Linked DNA regions of Homo sapiens: region 2 is linked to region 1. Evidence: chromatin loops called from intact Hi-C (ENCODE). Cell type or tissue: heart left ventricle. All regions are shown on one strand. Links, peaks and the distances in the headings refer to the core of each region. The heading gives the core; the rest is flanking DNA. Region 1 has its middle 210 kb from the start of NXPE2. Region 2 overlaps LOC105369506 (a long non-coding RNA gene).

Region 1 (16,579 bases), core at 3,241-11,240:
CTTCAGGTTGGCAAGTTCCCCCAGGCCCCAGGCAGGTCTAGATGTACCAGAAGCCAGAGATTTGAGTCAAAAACCTTAGAGGTCTACCTGTTGTTCTATTATACTGCAGCTGAGCTGGCACTCAAACCATAATATGCAGTCCTTCCCACTCTTCCCTCCCTTTCCATAGGCAGAGGAGCCTCACCCTGTGGTTACCACCCCCACAGGCCCACAGGGAGTACTGCCAGGCTACCTCCAATGTTCCTCTAAGGTCCAAGAGTCCTTAAGTCAGCTTGTAGTGAATGCTGCCTGACCTGGGACTCACCCTTCATGACACTGGGCTCCCCTTTGGCCCAGAGGAAGTCTAAAAAATGCTATCCAGGAGCCAAGTCTTGGAACAAGAGTCCCCACAAGCCTGCTTGCTGCTCTACCACCCTGTGGCTGAGCTGGTACCCGAGGTGCAAGACAAATTCTCCTTTACTTATCTGTCCAATTTTCTCAAGCAGAAGAAATCTCCCTAGCCACCACATCTGGGAATGTGCTGGATCTCACCTGAATCCAGCACATCTCAGAGTTGCACCCAAGGCCCATGGCATACTCCCTGGGTATTGCTGCTGATTATGCAGGGCCCAGGGGCTCTTTAGTCAGCAAATGATGGGTCCTGCTTGGACTGCATCTTTCTGTTTAAGGCAGCAGGTTTCCTTCTGGCCCAGGGTGTGTTTAGCAATATCATCTGGGACCTGGAGCCTGGAAAGGGGCTCTCATGACTGACTAGTGCCCTATCTTACTGTGGTCTTACTGTGGCTGAGCTGGTATCCAAGATGCAAGACAATGTCTTCTTTACTCTTCCCTCTCCTCTTCTCAAGCAGAAGGAAGGAGTCTCTTTTGGAGCTGTGAGCTGTGCAGCCTGGGTTTGGGGGGAGGGCTGGCAAAAGCACTCCCTTTGTCTACCTCATCTGATTTTTCAATATGTTGTGAACTCCCCAAGTCCACTGGCACTGAGCCCAGTTCAGCACTAGAACTCGCCTAGGAGTTGCAGTTCTTGCGGCCTAGACTTCATTTCAACTTTATTTAGGGTCCCAGTGCACTTTAGCCCATGGTAGTGAGGCTTGCCAGAACTCAAATTTTAACTGCTGGGATAGGAAACTCCCCTCTACCTAGGGCTGTTTTAAATACTCCCTCTGTGGGCAGGTTTCAGCTGAGTTCAGCCTGGTTTTGCTTTCATTGCAGCACTAAGGTCAATGCAATGTTTCACAGTTGCTGCGTTCACCCTTTCCCAAGTTCTCAGATTTTCTCTCCGCACCATGCAGCCACTGCTAGGGGATGGGGGAGGAGTGGAATCAGGGATTCAAGATTTTTTTTCTACCCTCTTCAGTGCCTCTTTTAGCTATATGAAGTTAAAACCAGGTGCTGTGTGTGGTCACCTCATTTTTGGTTCTTATAAAGATTTTTGTTTGTTTGTTTTATTGTTTTTGGTATAGACAGTTGTTAAAGCACTGTCCTTAGAGCAGGGCCTGGGAAGATTGGTGGAGCCTTCTATTTGGCTATTTTGCTCCACCCCCCGTGTCAATGCAGTGACTTTTGAAGATAACTGTCCTACTCTGCCCTCTAACATATGCCATTTGCACATATTCATAATTTGTATTTGTCCTCTCCAACTGGGCTGTGTTTCAGTTCTCTCCATTCAAGACCACTTCCTTGTATTCAGATAAGTCTTTCCCCGCTTCTTGAAACCTTCTTTGCTTTGTCTTCCCCCATAACTTCTAGTGCTAACTGCGTGTTACTCATTTGCTATTTGCTGTACAATAAATAATTTCATGACATTTCTTATTTTAAGCATTACCAAAACTGAACTCCTAGAAGGAAAGCAAAAGTCTTTTTTGCATAGCTTACAGCAAGGATGGCCCTAGACACATAATAGGCAATCAGAATCTGCTCAGTGAGTATATGAGTGCATGACCCACTGGGAATGGCTGGTTTCCTTAGAAAGGCCTATACCATTACAAAGAGTTACTTTTTAATAAGCACATACTATGTGCCAGATACAGAACTAAGCAATTTCCATGGGCTATATACTTTAATCAATACGATAGCATTGTCGGGGGAGGTGCTATTATGACCTCCACAGCAAGTAAGTGAGGGTGCCGACATTCAATTCCAGCTAGTCAGGCTCTGAAGGAACCAATCTTGAACCAGAAACATGAATGTTATAGCAACAACTGAGCCACCTTAATTGAGGAAACAGCAAAAGATGTAGTATGCCTCCTTCATGAAAATTAAGGGGTCACATTTCAAGGGAAAATGTTTTCCTTCATGATAACTCTGGGCATATCAGGTAACCTGGTTATTAACTATCTGCAATTATTTTATGTGCGTTCATTTTGTTCAGGCACAAAGACCATAACAATTAGCATGTAACAGTTACCACTTATTACCATGTGTCAGGCACTATGCTAAGCACTTTACATTCATTATTTTATCTCCTCTGCCCAACCGCTCTAAACATTGGTATTATTATTGTTGTTATTTCTAGCGTCCAGACAGGAAACTCGGGAGCAGAGGGATTAAGCAACTTCCCAGAGTCACATAGTCAGTGGGTGTAAGTTTCTATCAAAATCCCACTCTTTCCTACTAAAAAATGTGTCTTCTTAAATGCTAAACCATGGGCTTTCAAATTTCAGTGTGCACAAGTATCTCCTGGGGAGCTAGTTAAATGCAGACCATACCCTCAGTGATTCTCTAGTAGCTGTGCATGGCGGTGTCTAGAATCTACCTTTTTAATAGCCACCTAGGGGAATCAGCTGCAGATTACCCATGAACTGTGCTCCACTATACTGACTTCCCTCCTCTCTGTAAGTTGCTTGAAGTAGTCTTCTGTAGGCTGTTCCCAGATGTTGGGTTTCATCATGCAGCCAGCGCCCCAGAAGTAGTGATCAGGAGCTTGCCCTGTAGCCTGCCATTACAACCAGGATTTAACACCCATGGCTTTTTCTGAGTTAGGGATCCTCTTCTTAATGCTCCTTTGTTCTCCTGTTTTGGGTGGCCTGACTGGAAACCTTGAAAATCCTTTCATCTTTACCCTGCATATTAGGCCATTCTTGCATTGCTGTAAAGAAATACCTGATACTAGGTAATTTATAAAGAAAATAAGTTTAATTGTCTCATGGTTCTGCAGGCTGTAAAGGAAGCATAGCACCAGCATCTGCTTCTGGGGAGGCCTTAAGGAGCCTTTACTCATGGCAGAAGGTGACGTGGCAGCTTGCACATCACGTGATGAGAGCAGAGAAAGAAAGAGAGTAGGGCAAAGGTGCCACACTTCACAACAACCAGACTGCATGACAGAACTCACTCACTAACACGAGGACAGCACCAAACCATGAGGGGTCTGCCCCCATGACCTAAACACCTCCCACAAGCCCCACGTCCAACATGGGATCACATTTCAACATGAGATTTGTTGGAGACATATATTCAAACCTTGTTACCCTGTAAGGTGTAGCTGATCTAAATATCCAGCATCATCTTTCTGTCTCCCTAGCTGCCATCTCCTTGGACTCCCTAGATCCTCTCTGAAGTGGCCACCCAGGCAAAAAGCATTCCCAATGCTCAGAGCCATAGAGCAAGCATGTAGATCTTCATAATATCTTAACTTCTTCCCTGAAAGAATTACCCCTTGGTTCTGAGAAGGATATTAGTGGGGAATTAATGATGGCCTTGTAATTTCCTTTGTTCTTCACCAGAAAGTAGAAAAGTCATTTGCAAGGTTTCTATGGAAAAAAAACCTATCCTTTTGTTAATTCAGTGAATTCAAGCAAGAGTGTTGCTGCCTTTCTTGCCCCAAGGGACACTGTCATCGAATTTTGGAGAAATTCTGCCTGCTCCATTACAAGGCAACTTTTCCCATCCTTGCCTGTGTATCCTCCGGGGACCAGTGAAATGGGTGGTTCATTCCCTAAGGGGGATTTATGAATGTCTCTTTCAATATTAATGTGATGCCTGGCAGATGCAATGTTGAGCAGCACAGGTTTTTTACACAGTGCAGAGTGGGGCATGACTTCCTGTGAATAACAGGTACGAGGTGCAATGTGAAGTCAGGCTGTCACCAAAGAGGGGGCACATGTTAACCAGAATAAGTGAGACCACTGCCCCTCTGAACAGAGGGGTCTTAATAGCAAATAATTCTACTCAAGCAGTGAGCAGTGCAATGGCTTTGGACACTTTTATAGAGACAGTGAGATGGGTTTGTATCATAGTGATGACTGCAAAATAGTTTTTTGGTGTCTGGTTTAGTGTTGTCTCAGGTAATTCAATTTCGTTAAATATGCCTATGCCACCTCAAAGTCCCATATTAGAATGCCAAGGGTGGAAAACTATTGAATTAGAATCAAAGTTCTGTGAGCATTCATTTATCCATTCATTCAGAAATATTTATTTCACCTCTACCATATAATAGTCAATGCTAAAAAATAAGGCAAAGCATAGGAGTAAACCAGAATTCCTACCCGTAAGGAACTTAGAGTCTGGTGAAGGGGAAGTTACAATGCAATATGCTAAATGCTGATTTTCAAATGTGCACAGTGTGCTACAATAGTGTGGAGGAGAGGAGAGGTCTCAACCCAAATGGAAGGTGGGTGAAGAGGGAAAGAGGTCAGGGAAAGTTTTGTAAATGAGACACTGGAAATGAGTATTCAGAGGCTAAGCGTATTTGGAGAGGAGGTAGGAAGATAAACCAGGAGGCAGAGAAAGGATTAATGGCTTCATCTTCTCCAGTTGTCAGTCAATCCTTGCCAGTTGTCCAAGTTTTACCACCTGTCAACTAAAACTTAATTGAGAGGAATCTCTCATCAAGAGGTTAATTGTGACACAGATTCCCATATCCAGGGGAAAAATCCATCACCTGTGCAGACTGCTTCTTTTTTGGCATCTGGAACAGTCCTGTCTGTTAGCAAAATGTAGATATTTTGCAATTGCATCATTTCCAGTCCTCAAGTTCTTCCTGAGCTTCTTATCTTTCCTTGAATATCCTCACATATATTTAAAGCCTCTTGGCATTCCTTTCCAAATGGACTGAGACTGTCTCCACTTCTCCTAGACTCCTTTTTTCCATGGCACTCCAATCTTGAATTGAAGGTGTTTTCAAGGACAGAGCAGAATTCCCAACTCAGAAAAAGGGAAATTCATCAGGCAAAATTCATGACTTCACGCCTCCTGTGGTTGCAGCCTCCTGTTATTTTTGTATTTCTCCAGTGCTAGAAGGACATCAAGGAGCCTTCTTTCTCTTACTTTCACCACTCTGACCACTGTTCCAGCCACTCCTTTGGGATTCCTCCAACTTGCAGCTTCACTCCATATGTTCTTCTCTTTCCTATCCAGCTTCTGTCCTCCTCCCCTCCCTCACCCTGTTCCTTTTTGCTCTACCCCTTTTCTCAGATGTGTGCATGTCTCCCTTGGCTTTTGCAATTCCATAGGGAAGGGGTCAGACTTCCCGGTGCCTGAAGAAAGTGTGAGCAGAGTTAGTTTCTAGATGATTCCAAACTTAGCATGAGTCTTAATTCCTTTTTAAAAAATGTGAAAGTGTAAATGAATTAATGAAGTGATCAGAGAGAAGTAGATAAATCAAGATACCAGCAAATTATATGAAACAGCAAGCTGAAGCCTGGGATCTTGTTAGCGCCATGCAAGTAAGACCATCTATTTGATCTGTAGAAATAATGGCAGGAATTTTTGTCCTGGGTGTTTATTGAAGGCAGTTCTTGTCTTTGGCATCATTGTGTAAAATTGGCTAGAGTTTTAAGGAAATAAGGCCTGGAATCTAAGAGAAGTCCTCTGTGCAATCCTGCTGAGCAGCTGGGGGCAGCCCAGGCAGCAATACTGTGGCTTACCTGAGAGTGGGGCTTTTAAGATAGAGGAGGGACCATATGCAGAGGTAGATGTCACTGAGAAAGAAAGTCAAGTCCATTCTAGGTTATATGAGAGTTTAGGGCATCCCAGAAAATTAGGGGATATTTTCACTAAGGCCACAAATGGTGTTGACAATCTCAAACTGTGGATGCTTATAAGTAGGATATCCTGGGGTAGCAAAGTTAGATTACTCTCTGTGTAGGAACATGGATGATAGAGTCAGACAGACCAGTGCTCCAACCTAGTTCTGCCCTTGCCAGCTGTGAAAAGTTAACTCCTCTGAACCCTCAGTTTCTTCAAACGAAGATGGGATCATAAGGCCTATCCTTCAGTGTTGTGATGTTGCAGGTGAAGTCCCAGGTACAATACCTGGATATACTGGCTATCCAGAAGCTCTTAGTCTAGCCTTACCAGTCATACTCTCAGAGTTGATGGGGGACAAAGGCATGGGCACAGAGTGGCAGTGTGACGTGGCGAGCACTGTAAGAGGGATGTTCACACGTTTGGGAGTGTGGGGACTGGACTGGGGATCAAGGAAAGCATCCTGGAGGTGACAATTGAACTGGGCTGAAACCCTCGGGGAATAGCTATGTAAGAGCTGTCACCCTGGCTGTCTGCTGTGTGAGTGTGGAACAGCAAGGGAACAGAGCCAACAGTGGCAGGGTGGAGATGACCCAGGCTTATTGCTCCAGAGATGAATGTCATGTCCCTTAAGGGAAGCTCACACAATTAAGACCCTAGCTTGCAACTACTTCACACTCATCTTGTCTGTCATTGACAGCCCTATTGGCAGGACTTTTCGTTGAGATAAATACAGTAAGAGAGGGTAATTCTATTGACTAATTTCTCAGCCAAGGGAGCTCTCGAAGGCTCCAATTTCCCTATAGTCTTTGCATAAAGGAGTCCAGGTTGCTTGAAAAGTGAAAATTCGAGGGCAATTGGAATCAAGAGAAGGAAATGGTGTGGAGCATAGGCTTAAATCTGGGAGGAGACAGGAGTGTCATGTTCTAAACTCAGTCCAGTCGGAGCAGACATTGCCTTTCCTCCTTAACCCACTTCTACTAACCCATCTATTGACTAATTTATGCAACGGCTTTAATACATTTTCTGGCTTAAATGTTAATGGGCACAAATGAGTCATCACTTTGGTTCTTCTAGGAAAATGTGACCTCCTGGGAAAATGTGACCTCTATCAGGTCATTTCTCCTTCTCTGGGTCTCAGCTTCTCCATCTTTAAAATGGGGAATTAGTGTGACAACAGTCTCTGGATTTGTCCAGCTCTAATGTCTAGGGCTGCATGGATTTGCATTTCCCAGAACTGCAGGTCCCAAGAGAAAAGAGATACTCAAGAGAAGGATGGAGAGTGGAGACAGATAGAAGAGTCATTTTGGGGGAATTTGGCCACTAGGGGAGCCACTGAGCAACACTGCGTCCACTACAGATTGAGCTGGATACTCCTGTAGGAGTCCTGTTTTCTATTTTGCACCAGGGCACCCTGTGGTTTAGCAGCAACCCTGGGGAGTGGTCATATTTTCTCAGGATTACAGGGTGCTTCATCTGACACTCACCCTGTTCCTGTCCCTGACCCTTCTTACTCATATCTACTAGGACATAGTACTCACATTACTCATATTACTAGGAGACAGTGCTGTGTCCTAGCACCTGGCACTGTGCTTGGCACTTGGTCTTAACTCCATAAATGTCTATTCTGCTAGCTGAACTGAGCATCTAGCCCTCCCAGGGGGCTAGGGAGAGAGACACTGAATGAGGACAGAGGACAATCCAGTCCCTCCTGGATTTCTCTATGATAACTAATCTTATCGATTATGGCTGATTCCTACTAGTTTTTCTCAGAGGTATTTTTTTTTCTTTTCCCAGTCCAGCAGCTACCTCCCTTCCTCCCTCTGTACTGACCCCTCTTCTTGGCCTGGAGCAGAGGCCCGAGCCTCTTCACTCTCTGCCTTCTTTGTGACAATGGCAGGGTGGAAGAGGGGATTCTCAGTGAGTTAGCTGTTAGTATTTGCCTTCAGCTATTTTTGTACTTCCTGAATTCAGGCAGGCCAGGTTCCAGAGCTGTGGAAGCTGTTGGGTGGTTGATAAGTCTATTTTAGAAGGTGAGATGCAAGAGTCAGCCTGGGTCTGTCTCTCCTGATGTTGACCATTTGCTTCCAGGAAGGAGACTTCTCTTTCCTGAGCTGGGAAATGGAGGAGTAAAAATCCTACCCCCTATGCCAAGGAGAGAACACAGTTGGCCAGAGCTCTTCACTGTGATATTGAAATTCAGAAGGCCTTACCTGCATCTAAGATGACAACCCTGTTCCAACAGCAATGGTAACCAGGGGAGCCTCTCATTTGGAAAGTCCCTAACCTCTATTTCCCTGGAGTACCTTTTGGTAAAATTTCACATAAAATATATATCTGACTATATTCTTGAAAGGCAGCCAAGTACAGTAAAAAGAGCAAGGAATTTGAAGACATAAATTTAACTTCTGGCTCTATTGTTTCTTAACTCTGAATCCCTTTCCTTGTCTGTCAAATCAAAATAGCTATCTTGAAGTTATTGTGAGGATTAAATGAGAGTATTCATTTATTATTTCAACAAACATTTATTATACATTGCATTTATTAATCAGGATAAATAACTCTTACTGCCTTAGTAAGTAAAGCTCTCAATCTCAGTAATGCAACGTAACAAACTAAAAATTTTGATGTAGGTTAATCAGAATCACCCTCCATCCAGTGACTCAGGGATCCAGGCTCCCTCTATGGTGTGATGGTCTGCTCTCATTACATACTTGCCAAAGCTGTTGTAATAAGGGAAGAGAGAGATAGGTGAGGTCCATGCCTTCATACCTTGGACCAGAAGGTCCAAACATCTATTCATGTTTCCATTTGTGAAAACTTAGTCATATGCTTCCAATTTAGCTCCAAGCGAGCTCCAAGGCTGAGAAATATTTCTATGTTTTATCCCAGGAAGAGGGAGCAGTGTGGAGAACAAATAGCATTGTCCCCACCACAAGCATCTTGTGTGTGTCAGGAACTGTTCTGGATAATGGGAACATAGAGATGAACCGAACAAAGTCACTGTCCTCAAGGAGCGAACAGTCCAGAGATAAATGTTTAAGTGCCATTAGCTCTTAGGATAATTCAAATCTCCTTTTAAATTCTCTAATTTTGCCACTGTTTCGTCTTATCAATCATTAAATATTCCTTGTTCTTCAAACCTTATTTCATGCCTTTTGGTTTCATATGAGTCATCCCAGACTCCCTGCATACAGGGCAAGTCCCTAGGGAAAGATCTACCTCTTGGTTACCTCTCCTCCCATGTAATCTACTGTGGAATCAGACACATGGCAGAGCTCCTTTTCCCGCAGATATTTGTTGCATTGGAATTTTGTGTTTGTATCTCTTTGTTTCTTTCCCTCAATCATATTTCTCTTCTCTCTTTGCTCATGGCTTCGCCAAGAGCCCCCTCCCTAGACAGACTGTCACGGGTTAGAGACACCTAATTTCTCAACCTAGCCTCCCCTCTGACATCTGGGACCTTGCTATTATCCCCAGAAGAAAAGAAACCAATCATGTCTATCCTTTCTCTCCCTGCCAAACTCTTTCTCCTGAGACTAAGCATGAGCTGGCCCCTGGGAGAACTTCCTGGGTTCTTGGGAAAGGACGGCTGTCTACAGAATTGACCAACAGAAACGTGAGAAGCTGGAAGTAAACAAGTCAAAGGTTGAGAGACACAAACAGAGACTGTGGTCACTCTAGGGAATTGTTTGAATTGTCTGGGCTCCCTTCCTCGAATGTCACCTCAGACACCCCTCCTGTAGCTCTCATGTCCCAGGGTGAAGGTGGGCAGTGCCCCCCCAACGGCTCATCATGTTCCACTCCTCTCTGATGGAGAGAGCCTGGCCCCAGCCAGGGCTCAATGCTCTTATCGTCCCAGCAACCAGGTCCTGCCATGTTGGTGAACAATAACGGATTCAGCCTCCTGTGTTCATCATTACCCCGCACCTTTAATCAGGAGTGTTATCCGCAGCTCCTGCCCAGGCCTCATTTAGATTTCTTGTTTGTAGCAATAATACCCTTTTAATATGCTAAATGAGCGAGCAAATGAGCCTTCCTCCACTTGCGAGGTTTTTAAAAACATCCCTTCTTTAGTGGATGAAGGTCATTCTTTTGACAGATTAATACTTAACTAGGAGGCCCTGTTTATTGTCTGGGGTCACTTCAGCGGCTGTCACAGCATATTAAAGAGCGCAGGATTGCCCGTGCCGGAACAATGTAGCTAGGTGGGAGATGCGGGCGGGGCGGCCCCTTGCCGGATTCCCTTCCCTGGCTCTCATTTAAACTCTGTGGCCGTTATTAATACTTTAATTTGTAGTGCATTAATGAATTCTAATCCCCATTATGTGTTGAGCAAATGGGCCTTCAACAGGCTCTGTGCAACCCACGTGAGTCCTGGCTGCGGGTTAGGCAGGCACACAAATGGTATTAGCAGGGCAGGGGACTGGGTGCTCTCTTGGAGCCACACAGGGAGGCAGCAGGAACACTGGCTCTCTGCAGCGCAGCAGTAGAGAGAAAAAGCAGACAAGGAAAGGGAAAATCCCCTGACGGTGTTGTTTGAAACCTCTGCCCCACTGTACCAGCTTTAACCTTAGACTTTCCAGATATGGGAACCAATTTTCCCCATTCTTGTTGAAAATTTTTCTTCAACTGTAAAATGGAGATAATGATAGCACCTACCCAGGTATGCATATTAAAGGAGGTAATATGGAGAGATGGCTTAGGGCACATAGAAAACACTTAATAACTGTGAGTTATCATTTCCATTCCCATTCCCTGACCAAACCCCCCGCTGCTCCCTGCTCCACTGGGACAAGTTAGAGAGAGTGACTCCCTCCAAAGTACATCATCAGTTTATACTTGTCTCTGTGAGTGCTTCTCCACCTTGCAGGGCACTTGTGTATGAGTCTGACTTCTCTTTTCAAGCAGATGCCCCTGAGGACAAAGGCTATGTCATTTTCATTTTTACACCCCACCCTCACTGAGTGTTTAATAGTGGCGCTTGTCAAAAAGCACTCACCTTCGTCAATGACTTGTATAAACAATTGAACAAATGAACCAGGCTAGACTAGGTTCTCCTCTCCATGTTGCGGGACCACAGTCTTACCACCTGTCCCCGGGAGGTGGTTCGCTGAGCTCTCTTCTCGGTGTGTCTAGTTTTTACTCATCCTGAGTGCTTGGCTCAAGTCCTCCTGGCCCCCTCCCTCCTCTGAACTCTATTCTTATTTCTTTAGCCACTCAGTGGTATCAGTTTGGTTGTGTCCTCCTCTTGGGTGACACTGTAAGCCCAAAGGCAAGCATTGGTTCTCATATTTTACACACGGCGTGCCTTGTACAAAATTATTTGAAAGCCAGCTGATTTTAGCATAGCCTGGAAAGAGATGTCTATACCCAAGGACCTGTGCTCATTTTGATTTGCATGCAACATGAGGGCAGGGACTATATTCCATACTTCTTTTATATGTCTCCCATCCTAATCCGCTGCTTCGTTCAATTCTGAAGGGACAACAATAACCACTATTTATAAGGCTTACACTGGGTCAGGCACTATGTTGGGCACTTATATTATCTCATCTCATCTTTACAATAAATTTAAGACATATAGGTCCTATTATTCCCATTTTACAGATGAAAAAATGTAGCTCTTAACTTCTTTAACTTTACTTCCTTGCTCAGTAATGTGTCCTAGAACCTCAGAAGAATTCTTGCCATTGACTGAATGTTTGTGATCCCCCAATATCTACAGACTGAAATCTGATATATATATATAGTGATGATATTAGGAGGTAGGACTTTGGGCAGTGATTAGGTCATGAAAGTGGAGTTCTCGTGAATGGAATTAGTGCCCTTATAAGAAGAGACACCAGAGAGCTTCCTCTCTCTCTGCTCTCTGCCGTGTGAAGACACAGCAGGAAGGCAGCTACCCTCAAACCAGGAAGAAAGCTCTCACCAGATAGAATCTGCTGGAGCTTTGATCTTGTGCTTCCCAGCCTTCGGAACTATGATAAAAAAAAAAGTGTTTGTTGTTTAAGCCCCTTAGTCAATGGTCTTTGATATAGCAGTACTCCAAACTAAGACAAACCTTAAAGGCCATTTAGAATACTTACGTGTTTAGTGGAGGCATCTCTGACTCAGAAAGGTTTGGGATTGTCCATGGTCACTCAGCTAATCTGTGCAGCCAATCCTCAAAGCCAAACTCTTTCTTCCTGTCACCCCACCCTGAAGGGGCAGGTCATTTGACAGGGCAGTTCATCCTGCTAAAGGAATGAACGAACCCAGTTGGAGCCAGGGACTGATGCTGGACCCCACAGGGATGGGTCAGGGCTGCAAGGCCAACCCCTGCCTCAGGGCCATGAGCAGTTGAGTCAGGCCCTGGTCAGGATTGCTGTGCCCTCTGGACTCCCTGGGAAGGGGTCTCCTTTCTAACCTTTATGATGCCTTTATCAGCTCAATGCAGCAAGTACCTATAGACCCCCTGCTCTGGGGTAAAAAAAAACCCTTGCTAAAAAACAGAGACCCTGATTCCAGGCTCATCTTAGTGACCAGCCATTTATGAGTTCTCACGCGTAAGTTCCTGACCTGTCCCATGACAGCGTTCTTCCTGTGGGGCCAGGTACTCTAAGTAGAGGGCCATGTGCCTTCCTGACTCCACTGCCCCCAGCTCATATGGATGGCAGGCTACTGCCACTGCCAAGGCCACTCTGAGGGCCCCTCCCCTAAAACTCCAGCACACACTGCTCTCCCTTCTCTTCTTTGTGTCTTTTCAGGACCCACAGTCCAGGTATTTGAAAAAGTGGCAGACACTCCTGATGCATTCTTACTCCTGAGGCAACATATGCTTACCCAAACCTCCAGCCTGTGGGAGACAGTGGGCCTCTTTCTTCCATCAGTGTGGGAATGTTGCTAGACTCAAACTTTGTTTTCAGTGGCACCCGACAAACAACTTTCTTGATTCTCTCTGCCACCCCACCCACACGTCCCAGCATGTCTCATTGTTTTTACTGGCACAGATGTAATCGGGCCTGAAGTTCACTGAATCAGAAATCAAAAGACAAAAGAGAAGACAATGACAGATTGCACTCTGCAGAGGAAATGAGCTCTCTGGCCAAGTTGCCGCCTTGCTCTTCCCTAATGCACCCATCTGAGGTCACCCAGCCAGTCCTGGTCTCTGCACTCTTAAGGTGCTCTCAGAGCCAAAGAGTGGCCTTCCCTCTGGAGGAGGTGTCAGGTTTGTCTCCTGTGTTTGTGTGGTATGTGGGGGATGAGCAGGTGGGTGTAAGAATATGTGGGTTGTATGTGTAGGTGGACATTGGGGGATCTGTATAATTGAGCTCATATGAATAATATGTGTATAGGTGAAGAAATGTGTATATGCATGAATGGAGGTTAGTTGTGTGTGTGTTTATTGGGGGGTGTAGAAAAATTGCAGGCATTTGAATATGTGCATGCAGAATGTACCTTGAGTGTTACATGAGTGCTTGAGTGCATTTGAATGATTTGATGTATGCATGGGCATGTTTGAAGAATTTTGCTATGTATGTGCATGGGGTGTTGGTGCATGTGTTTTAGCGAGTAGGGATTATATGTGAGCGGTGTGTGTATGGATGAGAATGTAATAACTACAGTATTAATTTTGTTTATAAGTTTGGGGTTATATGAGTTTGAAGGTGTCTATGAATTGTGAGTTTGTGAATATGTTTTTATAGTGCAGCAATGTGTGTTATATGTCAAGGGTATACACGGAAGACTTGTGTGTAAAGATGGACAGAGGCCAGGCACAGTGACTTATGACTGTAATCCCAATGCTGGAAGGCCGAGGTGGGAGGATCACTTGAGCCTAGGAGTTCGAGACCAGCCTAGGCAACATAGGGAGACCGGTCTTTACAAAAAATAAAAAATACAAAAGAAATTATCCAAGCATGGTAGCGTACGCCTGTAGTCCTAGCTACTCAGGAGGCTGAGTGGGGAGTATTGCTTGAGCACAGGACTTTGAGATGGCAATGAGCTGTGATCGCATCACTGCACTCCACCTTTGGGCAAACAGACTAAGGCCCTGTCTCTAAAAAGAAAAAAAAAAAAAAAAAAAAAAAGGACAGATTTAAGTGTTGTGGTGATGAGCATGAGTGAAAGTGTTAGCGGAGCATATGTTCATAAATAGGGGTTCAGGGACATTGGTGAATATGAGGGTGACTGGATGTATATGTAGAAAATAACCTGAGGGTCTGATATGTATATAAGTATGAAGGCACATGCAGTGGCGTGCTGGAGCTGGCTTTTCCTGGCCCGTGAGAGCTGTTTGTTAAATTTAGGGGTTTTGTAAACTGGTGATTAAACTCAGCCATTATTAAAAATTAAATTGTATATACTTACAACTAAATAAATTAATAAAAATAAAGGTTATAAATAATTAAAATTCACCCCTTCCTTTTACATTTTACTCTTATCCATGTCTTGAGGTTTTTTTTTTACATCAGTTGTGTCTCTATGGTGGAAATACTATGCAATGATGTGTTACTGCTCATCTCTTCCCAACTGTATGTTCAGTGACATTGTGTTAATAATTTGAAATTGGCCATTGTAGGAGTATTTATGTTATGGAAGTTAGCAAACTCTACAAATCAGGGTCTTTTATTTCTGGAGAGCTGGTTGCTAAACACTTACCAGCACACAGGTGTATATGAGCGTTTTGTGTGTGTATATTAGTGAGTATGTTGGTTGGGTATTTTTGAGGTGGGATTTAGAAAGTTGTGTGTGAATTGTTGGTGAATAAGTGTTTATAAACAGAATGAATGAATGTGTATATAATCTGTAAGTACATATGCTAGGTAAGTCAGGGTAATTGTTAACCTAAAATCCGTGGATCTTTAAGGTGTCAGGGGATGAAATTCAGAGAGTCCATGAACTTGAACGAGGAAAAAAAATTCCATCTTTATTTTCACTAACTTCTAACTAAAATGTGACATTTTTGCCAATATGAATGTAGCTAACAATACATAGTAGTATTAACAGTGTTTACGTTTTTATTATCAATAGAAATCATGGATATGTTATTTACGGGTCTTGCAGATATGTCAAAATATTTATAGTCATGACAATGTTAATAAGATCCATCATTAGATATTATTTGAGGATTTAATAAGAAAGCACATGTTTTTCCAAACTAAATTATTTTTAAAAACATTTTGATTATAAATCATGCTGCTATAAAGACACATACACATGTATGTTTATTGCAGCACTATTCACAACAGCAAAGACTTGGAACCAATCCAAATGTCCATCGATGATAGATTGGATTAAGAAAATGTGGCACATATACACCATGGAATACTATGCAGCCATAAAAAAGGATAAGTTCATGTCCTTTGTAGGGACATGGATGAAGCTGGAAACCATCATTCTCAGCAAACTGTCGCGAGGACAAAAAACCAAACACCGCAGGTTCTCATTCATAGGTGGGAACTAAACAATGAGAACACCTGGACGCAGGAAGGGGAACATCACACACCAAGGCCTGTCATGGGGTAGGGGGAGGGGGGAGGGATAGCATTAGGAGATATACCTAATGTAAATGACGAGTTAATGGGTGCAGCACACCAACATGGCGCATGTATACATATGTAACAAACCTGCACGTTGTGCACATGTACCCTAAAACTTAAAGTATAATAAAAAATAAAAATTAAAACATTTTGAAAACTGAATTTTAATATAATTATTTTGTAACTTTATGTATTTCAAACAGTTTTCTGGGGGATTTGTGGGTTTAATCAGACTGCCAGAGGGGTCATAACACCAAAAATACCATTACATGAATATTATGTGTAACTGTAGTTGACACGTCAACAAGTAGGATGTGTGTGAGTGTGTGTGTGTGTGTGTTTATGAGTTGGGATCTGAGAATAGAAGTGACTTGTAGGCTATTAGGCTATTGGGAGTGGTGAGTGAATGAGAATGAAGTTATGTTTATGATCTAATCCCTAAAACCAGCTTCCTTTTTTTCCCCTAGAGAGATCCAGGGAGGCCTGAAGGGCTAGGGAATATTTCATCAAGAGTGGGACATGAACTGAATTCTAAACATTTTCCTTCTAAGGCAGACTTACTCCAAAGTCCTTATACAATTCTTGTTAGCAGAACATAAATTTACTTTCTGAATTCTGGCTGAGCATAGATGGGGCAACATTTCTCACCTGATTCAGGAAAATTCTTGCCTTGTTGCTGCAGACAATTCCTGATCTCTGTGAACACAGGAACTTTGGCCTCACCTCTGACCTGTTATTTCACTTGTCTTTTTCTGCAGACACATAAAAACCCACCATGACATATTGCAACTTACCCCTTTTTGGTGTAGCTAGATATATTCCATTTTCTACCCCGCTCTGGCCTTGCCCACATTCCCAGACTGTCCTCTAAATGACATCACCTGTGTCTGATCTCTTCTACAGCTCTGCTTTCTGGCTGGGGTGTTTGCCAGCTTGGCTAGCTTCAGAGTTCTCCAGGGAATAGCTTTGCCAGCAAAAGGTAGGAGAAAAAGAAGGTGACAAAGGAATAGGAAAGTCTGGAATTGCATTCTGGTGCTTTCTGCTGAAGGAATACGGGCCCAGAGTGAGGGCTCTCGGAGTCAGAGCCCCCAGCT
Region 2 (16,579 bases), core at 2,876-10,875, 95 kb after region 1:
ATAAGACTGCAGACCATAGAATCTAGCTGGAGATGATAACACAGTTTCCTGAGTGAAGGCTATAAAGGGACAAAACCATAGACCTTGGCAAATCCCAGAGCAAATCTCTTAACCTTGAGGCCACACTCTCCAGTACAGACTATGGGAATAGGGAGCAGAGGGAAATGGAGTGGTTAGAAATCTTCCCTGATACTTGATGAGCTTCCTTTGGGAAAGTTAAAAGGGAGTACCTTTAAACAACAACCTGACTGAGCAGTCTTAGAGGCTGCAGACTGCAGTCAGGTGCATTGCAGGGACAGCCTGTTGAATACCTTTGAAACTGCCCTTTTGTAGAGTAGATATAGAGGAGGACTGCTATGGTCTGAATGTTTTGTTCCCCCATAACTCATATTTTGAAGCCTAATTCTCAATGTTACAGTTTTAAATGGAGGACCTTTGGGGGGTGATTAGATCATGAGGATGGAGCCCTCATGAATGAGATTAGTGCCCTTATACAAGAGACCTGAGGGGGGCGGGCATGGTGGCTCATGCCTGTAATCGCAGCATTTTGGGAGGCCGAGGTGGGCGGATCACGAGGTCTGGAGTTTGAGACCATCCTGGCCAACATGGTGAAACTCCATCTCTACTGAAAAAATACAAAAAATGAGTCAGGCGTGGTGGCACACACCTGTAGTCCCAGCTACTCGGGAGGCTGAGGCAGGAGAATTGCTTGAACCCAGGAGGTGGAGGTTGCAGTGAACCCAGATTGTGCCACTGTGCTCCAGCCTGGCAACAGAGTGAGACTCCATCTCAAAAAAAAAAAGAGAGAGAGAGAGACCTGAGGGAGTTTGTTTGCCTCTTCTACCTTTTAATGACACAGCTATAAGGCACCATCTATGAGGAAAAGAACCCTCACCAGATACCACCAGTGCCTTGGTCTCAGGCTTCTCAGCCTCCAGAACTGTGAGAAATAAATTTCTGCTGTTTATAAGTTACCCAGTCTAAGGTATCTTGTTATAGCCACCAGAACAGACTAATACAGCGACTGAAGTGTGCATCTTAAATAGGCCAACTGTCACTATTATAAAATGTGCTATCCACATCCTCATTTTTTAGTTAGTAAGTTCGGGTTGTCAGTTTTTCTTAGTCCCCTGAAGTGTGTAGGTTTAGAAATAAATTCTTTCATTATTTTTTCTGCACAGGGGTAAAACAAATGGGAACAGGCCCAGGCTGGAATCAAAAAGGCAATTACTGAGTGTACAGAACAATTGACAAAGGCCGTGTGGCCCCTGCCTCTGGCCTTGGCTGAGCCTGTTGCAGGCAGGAGAGCGCTGAGTAGACAGGTTGGTGGAGAAGCAGTCGTCTGATCTTCCTTGAGAGATGCTGATCTCACACCCTGGGGACCTGCGGGCCCTGCTTCACCACGGCCTCTCTGTAAACACATCACCCCTGGAATCAGATGGTTTCATGTCTGCAGAAGGTTCCTAATTCTCCGTTTTTTTTTAATTATCTTTTTTATTTCCATGACTCATTTTACTTTCCAGTATAATTGTTGAGTACATCAATCTCAACTTTAGATAAGCAAAAGTGTATTTATTTAAACTTGATTAAAGATATCAAACAAGAGGAAGAACTAAAACCCCACGGCATCATGTCATGTCATACTGTACTTGGAGATATAGACAGACACATCAAGTTTACAATTAGGAATTAGACTCAAATTTCAAAAGGCTGCGTATCACAGGTGTTGATATGCAGTGAACAAAGAAAAAAATAATTATTAAAAAAAATAAAAGACTGTCTAGCTCAATGATTCCATCAGCAACTGCAAGTGTGCTACTTTCCTCTAATAAGAAAGTCCACGCTAGACCCCAGGAAGCACATAACCAGGCTGGGCCAATCAACTGTGTTATTCTGTTCTCCTGGCCTGTGACTGGTTCCAAGGATGGGCTTGTGACCCAAACCCGGACAAATCAGTGATCTTCTGTAGGATATTTCACACTTAAGTTGGGAGGAAGACTTTTTCTAAGATGAAATTCAGAGCTGCCTGTGGCTATGTTTCCTTCAAATAGAAAAATTCTGTAATGAAGACTACAGATGGAATTAGACTGAGTTGAAAGATTGACGGGGAGAGACAGTGAGGGAGAACCCAGAGTGGCAAAGAAAGACGGCAGCACTCCAATGGCACTGTAGACCCTGAGTGTTGTTGTCCCTGAGGTCAGACCCACTCTTGCCAAATCTGGGTTGTTTATTGGGCTAATGAATTGCCTTTTATTCCAGGATCGTCCTCTTCTAAATGACGTTTAAATCTTGGCATCCCCAAGGTTCAGTCCCAAGCCATTTTCTTGTCTTTATCTATTCACTCTCTTGGTGATCTCATCTAGTCTCATGGTTTTAAATACCACTTATGTTGATGGCTTGTAAATTTATAAGTGTAGCCCTTACCTCTACACCCATAGATCTGGCTGCCTGATCAACAATGCCTCTCCGCTGTCTGGTAGTCATTTTGATCTGACTTGTCCAACACAACACTCATCCCTCTCCTCTCCTCTCTGCCCCTACCCCCTAACCTGGGCTTTCCCATCTCAGTAAATAGTACCACCAATTGCATATTTCATGGTTCAGTCCAGAAACCTGACTCGTCCCTATTTTGCACCTCCAACATCCAATCTATCACCAAATCCTGCTGGTTTTTCCTCTAAAATAAATCTCCCATCTGCCTACTCCTTTTCTTCTCCTTTTCTTCACATCCTGGTCTATCACAACAGCTTCCTAACTGGTCTCCTTGCTTTTACTCTTGACAACCTATAACATATTCTCCAACTCCACGCAGCACATAGGGCACTCTTTTAAGAATCTGAATGAGTTAATGCCATTCCCATGCTTAACTTTCTACAATTGCTTTTACAATAATTAATAAAATCCAGGCTTCTTATCATGGTCTACAAGACTCTATGATCTGTCCCCTGTCCATCTCTCCAACTCATCTTCTTCCTTCATTAAGTCTTCTTTCCTTGAAACTGTCAAATTTGCTGTCTGCCTTAAGGCCTTGCATTTGCTCATCTCTGCCCAGAATGTTTGCACAACTGGTTTCTTTTCATCATTCCAATGCCTCAGAGAAGACTTCTCTCTCCCCTAAATCTAAGTTATCTCTGATTCTTTAGTAACAATCTATATACTAGGTTAAGTATCTTATCACAATCTGATATTCTCTTTTCCTTTTTTCTTTATATTTTCTCTCTTTCTACTAGAATGTAAGCACCATAAAACAAGGGACTTTGTGTTTTCACTACTGTTAACCTCAGCATCTAGAATAGCTTCTGGCAAAGAGAAGTGCTCAGTGTTTGTTGAATGAATAAAAGTCATATAGCTGGGTTTCTCTCATTTGCAAATAAAGGAGATCGCAAGAGCTACAAAATAGTTTCTTATAATTTCACATACTAATCAGTAATTGTCATAGTTTAGAACTTAATAGATTATAAAGTTGTGTTGAATGCTGTAACAGTAGCAACAACAGCAGCAACAATGATACTTGTTTATTGAGCATTTACTACATTCTAGACACAAGATTTTTGCATTAGTCAGATTTAATCCCCACAGAAATCCTGTGAGGTGGGTATCTTTATCTTCTTTTAAACAGTGTTATAAACAGACCAAGAGAGATTACACAATTTGTCCAAGATTACACAGTAAGTAAAATTGGTGGGCTTTGAACTTGAACTTGGGAGTTCTGATTCCAATGTCAGTATTTATTCATGACATCACACTATCTCTGGAAAGTAAATATAATGCTAGAATATGAAAGATAAATATTTAACAAATTCAACACTCTACTTCTTACTAGGTACGAGGTTTGCAGATATCTTGCTAGATAGAAACTTCACTGCTAACAACAACAGCATAAAATACGACTCAAAAGGCACTTTACAGGAAAAGCAAAAAAAATCAGTTTAACAAACAGTTTGAATAATCAAAGAATGTCAAGAGTCTAACCTTCGCTACTACCTTACATTTTATTGTAGCGTAGCTTTAGAAGAAACAAAAATATCTGCTCAAGCATCTCACAGTGATGTTGAGACATTATAAAGGCATTTTGAGTAAGAAAAATTATATCATGTGCATGTGAGGTTTAATTATTTTTAGATTGGTTAACCCCTTATTCCCAGAGACAAATGTCAGCTCATCCAAGAAGCTTGCAATTTTGGGGGTAAAGATGCTGTTTGTTCTGTACTGCTGTGAACTAATAAGAATTGTTCCCATAAGTAGGACCAATGAAAATAATTTTAAACCTACGAACATTTGGAAGAATGTTGGAAAGAAATAGAAGGATCTAGGCACAATTGCATTGGATCCAAATAGCCGGAAGTCACAGACCAAGAAGCTTGTGTTATATTTCCTTAGAAACACTACCTAGAAAGAAAGAGGGAGAGGGAGGAGGGAGACAGAGGAAGAAGGAGAGAAAACGGATGAAGACGGGAGGGAGGGAGTGCAGAGAGAAGGAAGGATAAAGAGAAAGAGAAAAGGAAGAAAGGGAGGGAGGGTGAGATGAAGGGAGGGAGGGGAACTGTTAACACCGCCGGTCATGAGATGAACTCTCTAGGCTTGTCATTCCGGAGCCCTTTGTCCTCTCAATGTGTATAGATGCTCCCTCTGGCTGCAGATTCCTCTGTTGAAGCTCTGGCACTGAGGCTTGCCTCACACTTCCTTGTTGCTGTTTAAACGGGTGCAGCCTCTGCTCTCCCCCTTCTGCCTCACAGGCCTGGAAGAATGATTGTAAGCAGTGCACAGAACACATCGGCAAGTCTCCTTCCCACCCAGGGGGTCTCCTTGTCGGGCTGACTGCTGCTTTGTCTTGATTTGGAATCTCTCTGTTTCCTCCTTGGCTCCTTCTCCCCTCAAAGTGCCCACTGGCTTATAATGGTCACACTTCATCACCATCTCATTTATCTGTGGGCCTGCCTCCTCAGGACCACTCCATTCTCTGATATATTTGATGAAACTCTTATTTTCCTTAACTCTTCTCCAAACGATAACTCAGCCAGCATTTTTGCCAACCTTATCTTTTCCCAGCAGTCTTAACTGATGCCACCAATTTTTTTTTTTTTTTTTTTTTTTTGCTTCATTGCCTCTCATCTTCTCCATTTGTAGGACAGATGTTTCCTTTTCTTCTTATTAATTATCACAAATACCCAAATAAAACCTAAAGATAGACTAACTTATTTTCTCTTCTCTATCAATAGGAATTAAAGAACTATTATCTGTTCCCTCCTGTTACTAAGGAAATCCTTAGGTAGAAAAATAAAAATAAAAACACTGAAATTACCCATTTATTTAATTGCAAGGCACTTGCTTTCATAAGCCACATTTTCACTGCTGAGAACATTCTGATTTGGCAACAAAAGGCAAAAGCTACTTCTAGTGAGAGCGGCAAGGAGTCCACGCCTGCTATACGACAGTGTGGAGAAAGCGCGTGAGGCAGCTTTCACGGCTCTCCACCTTTGAGGGAGGGGCAGCCAGGAGGTGCAGACAGAACCCGGGCCTGGGAAGGTACAGATTGAAAGAGATGGACACAGTCAAGACAGGAAGATCAAGGGACTAGATGAAATGTTAACAAAGACTAGAGCAACACAAAGAAACTTAGAGACAGGGGCAAACTGGAGAGCCATGAAAGAGATATGGTTTATTAACTATGAAAAGTAGCAAAAGGCAGAAAAAGAAAGAGTCCCGGCCGGGTGCAGTGGCTCACGCCTGTAATCCCAGCACTTTGGGAGGCCAAGGCGGGAGGATCACGAGGTCAGGAGTTCAAGACCAGCCTGACCAACAGGGTGAAACCCCGTCTGTACTAAAAATACAAAAATTAGCCAGGCATGGTGGCATGTGCCTGTAATCCCAGCTACTGAGGAGGCTGAGGCAGAAGAATCACTTGAACCCTAGAGGCAGAGATTGCAGTGAGCTAAGATTGCTGCACTCCAGCCTGGGTGTCAGAGCAAGACTCTGGAAAGAAGAAAAGGGAAGGGAAGGGAGAAAAGAAAGAAACAGAGGGAAGGAGGAGCCCAAAGAGAGAAAGAGATGAAGATTACAGGGCAGGTCATTAAAAGTTTGTCCAATTTTCCTGGGGACAGTAGCTGCAATTCAGGTAACTGTTACCTGTTGGTGACAGAAATTTTGGGGTTTTTGTGCTGCCATTTATCATTAAAAATCTCAGAGCTAAATACACAAGATTCAAATATTGCTTGACATTTTCCTAGTGAAATAGGTTTTTATTAAAACACAAATGTATGTTAGAGCAGTATTCTCTTTTAGATATATATATAAATAAGGGAAATATAAGCAGAAGCAAGACCTAAAGAAATAGAAGGATCTGGGCACAATTGCAGTCTGATAGCCAATTTAACTTCGGTTTAGATTGTTTCTCAGTTTAACCATGGTTTCTACACAGACAGACAAAATATTGGCTGTTTCAGACATCAAAGAGGAGATCCGAGCCTTGGCCCAGAAGCAATTACTTTAAGTGACTTGTCTAGTTCTGACACTAGCTGCTCAAGGATGTGGGCCTCAGAACTTCACATGAAGATTGTTTTAGTATGAAAATCTTCAACCACAGTATTATAATATAAGCATTATTCGTCCCAAAGTTCACGGACACCATCTAATAAAGTTGCTGGAATGAAATGTCTTCCCTGTCTTATGGCTCACTTGAAAGGTTCATGGAATTCATTTAGCTCTGGCACAGCAAATAGATTTCATCTCAAGAGCAAACTCTGGTTAATAGATGGTAGCTGCCAGGGAAGCTCTGCTGAGACAACATGTGTTGAGAATGAGTGTGTGCTTGGAGGGAAAGGGTGCTGAGCCTGAGGAGCTCCACGTGCCATAAATACAGGAGGGAGGGGTGCCAAAATGCCTGCTGTGAACTGAGGACCTCGTGACCTGGCGGAAGCTACCTTACTAACCCTTATTTAAGCATCTCCTTGAGAAGTCTGAGGCTGTTCTGCTGGGCTGTGGGCCCAGAAGGAGAGAAAATAGAAGAAGGTGGGGTGTCAGCTAAAAGAGACACGGTAGGCCACCTCCTGGTTTCCACTAAACTCTCGTTTCACCTTTCTAATTTCATGTCAGTTTATTTCAAGAGCAGTTCCAGGAAGTTAAGAGGAGGGACACTGTCTGCTGTATGCTAGGCACTTGGGATATAGTGATTAATGTGACATTATCCAGCTCCCATGGAACCCATAGCCTAGTTGGGTGAGGAGGGAGATCAGTCACATCAAGATTTATTTTAATACACCGTGAGTCATGCGATACTGAATACCAGTCTCCTACAGGAAACCTTTCCATGACCCATTGCTTCCTGCCTAAAGGCCAACTTTCTTATTGTGGCACACGGATCCCTATTAACACAGATTCCGTTTACATCTCCAGCTTTCTGTGCTTCATCTATACTGAACTTTTTAAAATTTTCCAAACAAATCATATTTCAGTCCCCTGCAGACTCACCATACTTTTCCATCTGCCTGGAAAACTTTAACTCCTTTCCCACCAGTGCTCTGCCTAACCTGCTCAACAGCTCTTAGCCTTCCTCCAGCAATTCCAATGGTACACATCTCACACAGCACTTTGCTCATCTGAGCACTCATCACTCTATGTTGGGATTGGTTAGTTACATGTCTGTTTCTGCCTATAGACTGTTTGGTCTGTGAAGGCAGGGACCAGGAATGTGTTCATCTTTACATTCCCAGAAAGCAGCAGAAAGCCTGGCACTCATTAGGTTCTTGTGGGATATTTGCTAGATAAGTAAATCAACAGAAATTGTATTCAAGTGGGTGATTCACTATGCCTTTGGTTTACTATTATTACATATTGGACACAGAAAGGGGGTTGCAAGAGATTTTTTTTTGAATTTCAGAGGAAACAGTTAACCACTTTATCTCAGTAGCTTCTACATGTGTCTAAGGGTATCACTCTAGGTCTTTCTCTGATACTTATTTTCAGTTTCTAAGCTCCAAGGTTTTAGCTATAATAATATACATAAAAGTTTACTCCTCCCATGGATATTTGAAATTAAAACTTGGTTTTGGAAAATAAAAAATTCTTCAAGGACTGAATAAAGAGCAACAATAATTAATATGCGAACAGAGCTTTAAGATTTATACTACAAGCCCAGACCCCATCATTATGCAATATATCAGTGTAACAAATCTCTACATGTATACCCTGAATCTAAAATAAATTTTTTAAATGCAAAAAGCTTTTATGTTATTTTTATTTGCTTCCTACAATAAACTGGGGCTCAGAAAGCTTGAGAATCTGCCCAGCAAACAGATTGGACAGAACAAGGCATCAAAGATGGTGTATCTTTTAAATCCAAGTCCTATGTCCTTTCTCCTACAACACCACAGTTTCCCATGGCTGATAGGGGAATTCTAGGTACTGAATAGGAGTGTGAGAGAGCTGTTTTGGGATAGGGTGGATCTACCTGGTACCAGGCAAATCATACCATATAAGCAACTTCCTCCTCTACCCACGGTGAACCTATCCCTGGGGAGAAGTTATGGCCTTAGCCCCTTTTGAAAATTCATTAGTGAATTCCAGGGTTTGGTCCTAGGCTGGCTGAGCAGACTTAGGTGCTATCATTGCAGTCTTTCACCCTAAGTTGAATGTAAGACATGCACAGGTGCATGGTGGCCAGAGATAGATAGAACAATTTGCCAGCAAGGGCACCATCCTAACTGGAAAAGAGTGGTTTCCCTCAGGGGTTGTGTTGAATGCCAACTGATGAGTGGACATGAACTCATGTCCTGGCAGGGTGGAGTCTCTCCAGGATGTGAATGCTATTATCAGAATACCAAAGCAAGGATGGGCAACAGGGACTAAACAGACGGGGAGAGATGAATAAAGAGTTAATCCAAAGTTGGAAACTGGGTATCATGCATTCAAGGACCAAATGAAGTTGTATAGGCAGGATCCTATTGTGTTAGGATTATTTTGGAAAGTTGAAACCCCATAACCCTGAAAGAGATCTGTTTTGAGCCAAGCCTTGGAGAGCTGACTGGGAAACCAGTTGAGGAATAGGGAAGCTGAATGCAGGAGGGTAGCCAATCCCTACTGAAAAATGAATCCCATCTCTGAAATTCCTAGAGTCTTTCCCTGTGCTCATCTGCAAAGTCTAGATCCAGCCTTCCTTCACATCCCTTCTCCAACCACTTGCAAACTGGGAAGGCTTTCTCTTGCTTCCTTCACCTCCCAGGATTGTCAATATACAGAGGCGTGCTATTTATCTCTGTCACTCAGCCTTCTCCTACCTTAGGGCAAAAACTACCATTGATTACAGACCTACCCAATTAAAGCTTCAGAACACTTAAGTTAGCAATTATTATTAGCCACAAAATGCTGGAAATTGTTTTTTAGGCATCATCTTGTTGTTTACTCTGACAGGTTCCCATTGAGCTTTCTCTGAACTATTCTGTGAGTTGGAAGGATAGTTCCAAAGCAGTTAATTTGCCTCCTGAGCTTTCATGGTTCACAGCTGAGAATGAGTTACTCCTCAGGATGGGGTTGGGGGGGGCGGGGGTGCAATTCATCCATCCCCTTGCCTGAAGGAAGACTATGATTATGTAAACTAAGAAGGCAGAAGACTTGGGAAGAATAGAACACAAAGATCCCCTAATTTAAAGATTCCCCATGAGTGGGAATTTCCTATTCTATGATAGGAACATTTGGAGGTCAAATTCCTCCCTGCAGTAGTAGCTGCATACAGAACAGACAGATTGCACCTACAGCACAGCCTTTACTGTGGTCCCTGCAGCCAAACTTCTATGTTTCATCTGATACCTGTTTATTTTTCAAGCCTGGTTCTCCAGCTTGGATTCTGCAAGTCTGATAGCTTTGCAATAAAGATAAGATAGTCTAGTTGGTTTCTATTGCTTCTTGCCTGGTGTGGTAGGTACACATTCACACCCAGTATACTGAGCACTCAGGACATGCCACAAGATGATCTGGAAGTGAAGGGGCACCTAATTCATCATGATTGGGCCAACTAAATGTCCCCAGAGGCCACACTAAGCTGAATCTTGAAAAATATTATTGCAATATGAACAAGCAGGGGGAAGGGTGCTTCATCTAGAATGAGAGCCAAGAAGTGAAAGAGAATATGGTCTGATGAAGCAACTGAAAAGTTTTTGGTAACTGCTGAGCATAGAGTTCACAGGAGAAGTGGCTGGAAATGAGGCTGGGGAAGTGGACAGGAAGTGTGAACTTTGTTCTGAAGATGATGGAGAGCCGACGGGAGAGACTCAGCAGGAAGTGCTAAATTAGATTTGTGCTTTGTCTGGCACATGTATGGGGGGATCACGGGAAGGAGCTGAGGCAGGAGACAGGCAGGTATCTCAGAGCAATAATCCCAACAGGAAATGATGAGACTATGTGTAGGACTATAGCACTTGCCAGGTAAAGTGGGATTCAGGCAAAGGTAAAGCCAAAGAAACCGATTCTGATTGAAAGAGACAGTAAATTGCAATGGTGATAGAAATTAGCATAGGTGCCCTGCAGAGAAATATTGGGTCTGTGAAGGTGAGATATATGAAAGGCTGAGCTGAACGAAATTCTCTTAAAATAACATCCTTCTCTTTCAGTGATTCTGTGTTCACATATGTATATATCCTTCAGTTCTCTCTTCAAAATTTCCCCATCTCCATGCTCATCACCATCTGGCCTTTCGCTCCTCATTTCCCCAACCCATACAAAGACAGTCTGTGCTTTACCTTCAACATGCAACCTGCAATTTATCCCTGCAGTTTACTACCCAATCTTCTCTGCTCTGCTCTTCCCAAAGCTTCCCATCGCAGAAGGCCAGGTTAAGCCACAAGCCTTTCACAAAGCCTTCCCTGATGGCTCCAGACAACCCTCCCTCTCGCTGGGTTTTCTATCATATCTACAGTCAGTTCCAAACAATAAATAGCTTACTAAATATACTGCCTTACTGTTTTCTTACCCAAGAAAATGACAGATTTTTAACTTGTGGACAAGGGCCTTGTCTTCTATGTCTTTTGTTTAGTCTGTGAAATTTTGCCTGGGAGAGAAAAAAAAAGTGGTAGTAACACAGAAAATAGAGTAGAAAATATAATTTGCATTTACAATACAATGATTGGGGCCCTATCCAAGGTACCACAACTGAAGGAAAATTGAAGCAATCAGCTATCGTCTAAAGCAGACATAGGAGGAAAAATTGAACTTAGAGATGTTTTGCAAATTTCAAGAGAAACATGCATGATGTGGTATTTAGAGAACTGTCATGTGATGGATGGATGTGGACCTGTTCTGTATCACTAGTGTGTAAAACCAGGGCAATGGATAAAAATTATAAGAGGGTTTTCAGCTCAACATAAAGAGGTGCTTTTTAAAATCACAGCTGTGCAAAGGTGAAGCAGGATATGCTAAGAGGTTGTAAGTTCCTTTTTACCGCAGACATTCAAGCAGAAGCTTTAGAACCAATAGTAAGTGGTGTCAATGCAGGGTAGTGGTTAGAGCATAGACTTTGTTTTCTAAGCTATAAAATGAGAATAATAATATCTACCTCACAGAACTGATGTCAGGACTAAATGAGATAACATACGTAAAGTGTTTAGCAGAATCAATTAATGGCAGCTCTTGTTATTTTGAAATAATTGATATAAGAGGATTTGCACACCAAATGGGGGAAGCATCAAGTTAGATGTTTTTGAAGCCTCTCCCAAATCCAACTGTCTATAATTGTAAGATAATGAGTACTTACTGGTGAACTTGGATTTATAGAAATGGTATATCATCTGTGGATGGCTGGTATCACATGGCTTCTACTTCCCTTGAGGATTACAGTGATCATTTTGGCCCCAGAGCAGCAGTAAGAGAAGAATCACCAGAAAGACACTAGATCTAGAAGAGCTGATTTGTAGCTGGGAGCAGAGAGTTATTAAAAGATAAATACAGGCAGGAAATTAGAAATTAAGTTTACCAAGTCAAAAATGTAAAGTCAGGAATAGATGGGGGGTCAGAGTCCAGACTAGTAAGACACAGATTAAAGGGCATATAGAAATAAGAGTTTGCAGGAGGCCAAATGTAAAACCCAAGGAGACAGCTCTGATGGAGTCATCAGCAATCATTATGATAAAAATTTTAATACGGGGCAAGAACTGCTTCACCAAGGGCTGAATGACACATTCCCTGGTGGAACGGGGCTCTGAGTACCCCTTTTTAAATCTGCCAAAGGCACCCCTATGGGGAGGGGGCCCATGGAACTTTACAAAGCCATTATATCCCAATCCTGTACCTGCATATGGAGCTGCTCAGCACGTATCTTAGTTATTTCTTTTTTTCTTTTTTTTGAGACGGAGTCTCACTCAGTCGCCCAGCCTGGAGTGCAGTGGTGCGATCTCGGCTCACTGCAAGCTCCGCCTCCCGGGTTCATGACATTCTCCTGCCTCAGCCTCCCGAGTAGCTGTGACTACAGGCGCCCACCACCATGCCCGGCTAATTTTTTGTATTTTGTTTAGTAGAGACAGGGTTTCACCGTGTTAGCCAGATGGTCTCGATCTCCTGACCTCGTGATCCGCCCGCCTCGGCCTCCCAAAGTGCTGGGATTACAGGCGTGAGCCACCGCGCCTGACATCTTTACTTCTTCATCCCAGGCTGCTGGCACCAAGTGTGAATTTCTTCTCCCACTGCTGTTTCTCCAGTTCACCCTTGGTGGCAACTCATCTGCTGTTCCCATCTTTGCTTCAATTTTACTTTCACCCTACCTTATCCATTCTTTCATTCATACTAGCTTTGGTAACGTGCTTCCTCTCCCCAGGGTCTGATCTTGACTCAATCTCTGCTTTTGTTTCTCCACTGCCATATCAGCACTGATATCTTGAAAGGGCATGACCTGCTATTCTGCCTGAATTACAACTACCAGTCCAGAGGCACAGAGATCTCTGTACGCACCCTGTGACTAGGTAAGGGGCCAGGAGACAACTGTGGTGGAATACCACTTCTACTGGCTTTCCATAACTCCTGGGTGGCCCGGCTTCCTCATGGCAGCTTCCCCAGAGGGGTCTTATTTCAACTAAAAGAATAGTTTGGGCATATACAGAACATGGACCTTTATCTTCCACAACCACCAACAGCAAAGCATTTTAAAGAGTCTGTAAGAACACATGGGAACCCTGTTAATAGCCCAAGGTTCAATTCCACCCTTCTCTCACCCTTTTTTTTTTTTTCAAACGGAATCATTCTGTTGTCAACTTTGGTGAGAGTTAGCTGTGTTTGACTGAAGCAGTAATTTGACAAGAGGTGTCTTCGCTGTCACTCAAATTGTGGAATAGAGCTCTTAGCATATGCAGGGTTTGTTCTCTCTGCCACCTCCATCTCCTCTTTGTGAAACTCTCTCTGCCTTCCCCTTGGAGATACGCCTCCTTAAAGATTAAGAGGAAAAAAAAAAACACCCAATCCTAGAGGTCAGGAGGGCATGTGCTTAAATCTACAATGAGTTGGTGTCTAAGATTCAAGATGAGTTTTAATCCCTGGGGGACTCTTCAGGGACAGGGAGGGGGAAGATATCATGACATAGGGAGCAGCATGGGTTCTGTTGGCAAAGGCTCCTTCCTTTTTTCATAAATCAACCCCAATGATTTAATTCCTCATAGAGGATGATGAATGAAAAGCTTCGAGACCTGGCACAAAGCTGGGCTTGGTGCAGGACCAAGATTGCTAAAATGTCTGCCTGACTTGTCCCCATGGTTGAGGAGCAGGGAGGACTCCTGGGTGCACTTCTGGCCCTGACTGCTGCTCAGGCCACCAGAGACTATGGACAGACATGTCAAATTCCAGACATTCTGGGAAATTGGGGATAGCGAAAATCTGGGTTTTGTGCTGATAAAACCTCGTGATTGGGAGTATGAGTTTTAGAATCAGAGGCACCTGGAATTGTAGCTTGTAATCTTCAGCAAGGTGTGTAACTTCTCCTTCTATAAAATGGGGATGAAATACCTATCTTAGAGTGCTAAGTAAATGATAGCTGTTATTATGAGTATAGTGTGCGTCTTCCCAAATGTACCTTTGGCTTCTTACAGAAGGACAACTGTAGGGTCTGACATTAGGGTTTATTTAGGAACTATGCTAACCAGAGAGAGAAACAGGAAATGGAAAGAGAATGTGTCTATTGACCCTTGTTTGGAATTGTAATCCTTTCTGGGGTCTTGTCCTCCTTATTGCTTAGCTGAGCCCTATTAGGCCCTATACTCCTGAGTCAAGATGAGCTTTAATGCCAGAGGGGGCTCTTCAGAGACAGCGAGGGGCAAGATATCTTGACACAGGGAGCAGCAGGGCTTATTGTAAGTGCGTAAGTCCCCTGGTGGGGAAGTTGAGGAGCTTGTGCATATCTGACTCAGAGAAGTCCTTGAGTTCATTGTAGGGAATTCCCTGCATGGCCTTCTCTGAATTCGTCCATCAGCAAACATTTGAGTACAGCAGCATGCCTGCCAGGTGGCTCCGGGCAGAGGAATACAAAGATGAACAAGATGCAACCCCTGCTTTTGAGGGCTTGACCCAGAGGGGAGTAATGAAACAGATGAGTAAATTAATAGCAAGGATGTCATGTGAGGAGAGTAATAATGGAGATAAGTGGAGCGAGTGTGTCATGGGAAAAAGGAGAGGGATGCCTGGCTTTACCAAGGCCGCCTCAAGAGGCCGGCCCTTCAGGGTTCACTGAAGCCCCCCAGATGTGAAGCCTTTCTGAGCCAACTAACCCTCTTTTCCCATCCCACTGCCCCATTGTACCACCCATCTCAGCATTTAAATATTTTGTTTCTCTGATGTTTATTTTTTATCTCCTGGACCATCAGTAAATGAGGATTAAACTGAATGAGATGATGTTTATAAAGTGCCTGGTACAAAGCTGTGTTCAATAAATGCTGGTTTTCTTTTATTCCTTTCCTCTGTAAGGGTAGTGTCTATGCTAGAGAGTGGGTTGAAGCATAGGAAATAACCATTTTTGTAGGTGTAAAATAGTTGAATATTACTAATTTCATATGGTTTGAGTTCATATTTTTATACATGTGCTTTATATATCTTTTTAATGGACAAATAAAAAGTTATATATAGTTATGGTATAAACATGGTATTTCAATATACGTATACCAAGGGAGTACTAAATGGAATGGCTAAACCAAGCTAATTAACATATGCATTACCTCACATAGCTATTTTTTGTGGTAAGAAAACTTAAAATCTACTCTCTTAGCAATCTTCAAGTATACAATGTATTGTTGTTAACCATAGTCACCATGATGTACAATAGATCTTTTGAACTTATTTTTCCTGTCTGTCAAGTTAATATTTTGTTCATTGACCCAGAGTTGATTCATGGCTTAATTGATTTAGCATAGAAGAAAGCATTTCTTATTGGCAAAGACTGAGGGAAAATGAGAGGCCTTGCTCTGTCTATTTGGCATGATTTTGAACACCACCTACTTGCTAGGCACTTTACAAGGAACCAGTGGTGTAAAAATAGAAGGTCCCTGCCCTCAAGGAGATGACAATCGAAGGAAGTGACAGGCAAGAAAAGTTCTAATTTAATATGATGATTCGTGATGCAGAAATCCACACAATGTACTATGGAAACACAAGAAGGGGTGATAAAGAGCTCACCCTAAAGAAGGTCAGGCAAAGCTTCACAGACAATGGACCTGAACCAGAGCCTGCAGAGGCATCTTTCCCAAAGCCAGGCATTCCAGGCAAAGGGAAGAACAAAGTCAGAGGGACACGAGAGGCAGCACATGGCAGTTTCCGGGGACCAGTGGGCCAGTGTCTCCAAAACAAATATGAAATTGGGAATGCAAGTATCCTCATCCATATCTTTAGGAAGAAACCCATGCCTCTAACTGGAGAGATACTGGTGGTCCTTCTTGCTGGGAATATGAACAGGATTTTCTCTGGGGGCCGTCTCCCCAGAGATGATGTTCGGCTGCTCCTTTGGGCCACAGGCGTGTGCCCTTCCTCCAGCAGTGTCTGCAATGGTCCCAGGCCCATGTCCAGCCTGAGGCTCCACTTGGCTCCTCTGACCATGGCCCTGCTTGTCAGTGACTGGAATTTCTCAGCCTTCCACATGGCTGGTCCTCTCCTCTACCCTCCCATTAACTGCAAGCAATAAGCTCAGCTCTGCCACAAAAGGGGCTGTTTCTTTGTCCTTCTTCTCATGGCCGTGTTGAAAGGCTGATGCTGGGGGCAGCAGCTCTATTGATGTTATTGATGCTTCCATGGGTGGGGGAGGTAGAGGACTGATGTTGTTCTGTTAGACATGTGTGCGGGATAAATTGCTCGATACTCCAGCTCACCTCCCACTTCCAAGGTCTTTATTATTATACAAGAGCCTAGCCCCTTACTCTGAATGTCCTGGGGCTGGACCACATCCCTCCAGACTGGATTGAGGCTGCAGATCCTCCAGGGGGTGACAGGAAAGTCACTGATGCAGGAGGAAATGCAGAAAGCGGGAAAGAGCCGAGTCCCAAAGAAAAGAGGTCCCAGGCAACCAATGAACAATATTCAGTAGTCAAATGGGGGATGGACACGGGCAGAGGGATGGGCAGAGTTGAGG

The links. Hi-C counts contacts between places; a loop is a spot of excess contacts. Peaks named below come from ENCODE experiments on the same cell type or tissue, not always from the same donor. Only the 100,000 strongest peaks of a DNase experiment are listed, where the experiment ranks them.
Region 2: a loop joins it to region 1, with 6 times the contacts of the local background. A loop is called at or near these places in 8 of 110 quality-filtered maps.

Annotation. Positions count from the first base shown.
Region 1 is chr11:114,883,480-114,900,058 of GRCh38, reverse strand. No RefSeq gene overlaps it. Among named protein-coding and RNA genes, the nearest start is that of NXPE2, 210 kb to the right of the region's middle. RefSeq lists an enhancer at 11,623-12,822. In heart left ventricle, for the core only: a CTCF peak has its summit at 7,292; no DNase peak of the experiment used is centred there; H3K27ac peaks cover 2,002 bases.
Region 2 is chr11:114,787,808-114,804,386 of GRCh38, reverse strand. All of the region lies in intron 1 of LOC105369506 (a long non-coding RNA gene), which reads left to right. It also overlaps a transcript of NXPE2 not described here. Among named protein-coding and RNA genes, the nearest start is that of NXPE2, 120 kb to the right of the region's middle. In heart left ventricle, for the core only: a CTCF peak has its summit at 4,642; no DNase peak of the experiment used is centred there; H3K27ac peaks cover 3,702 bases.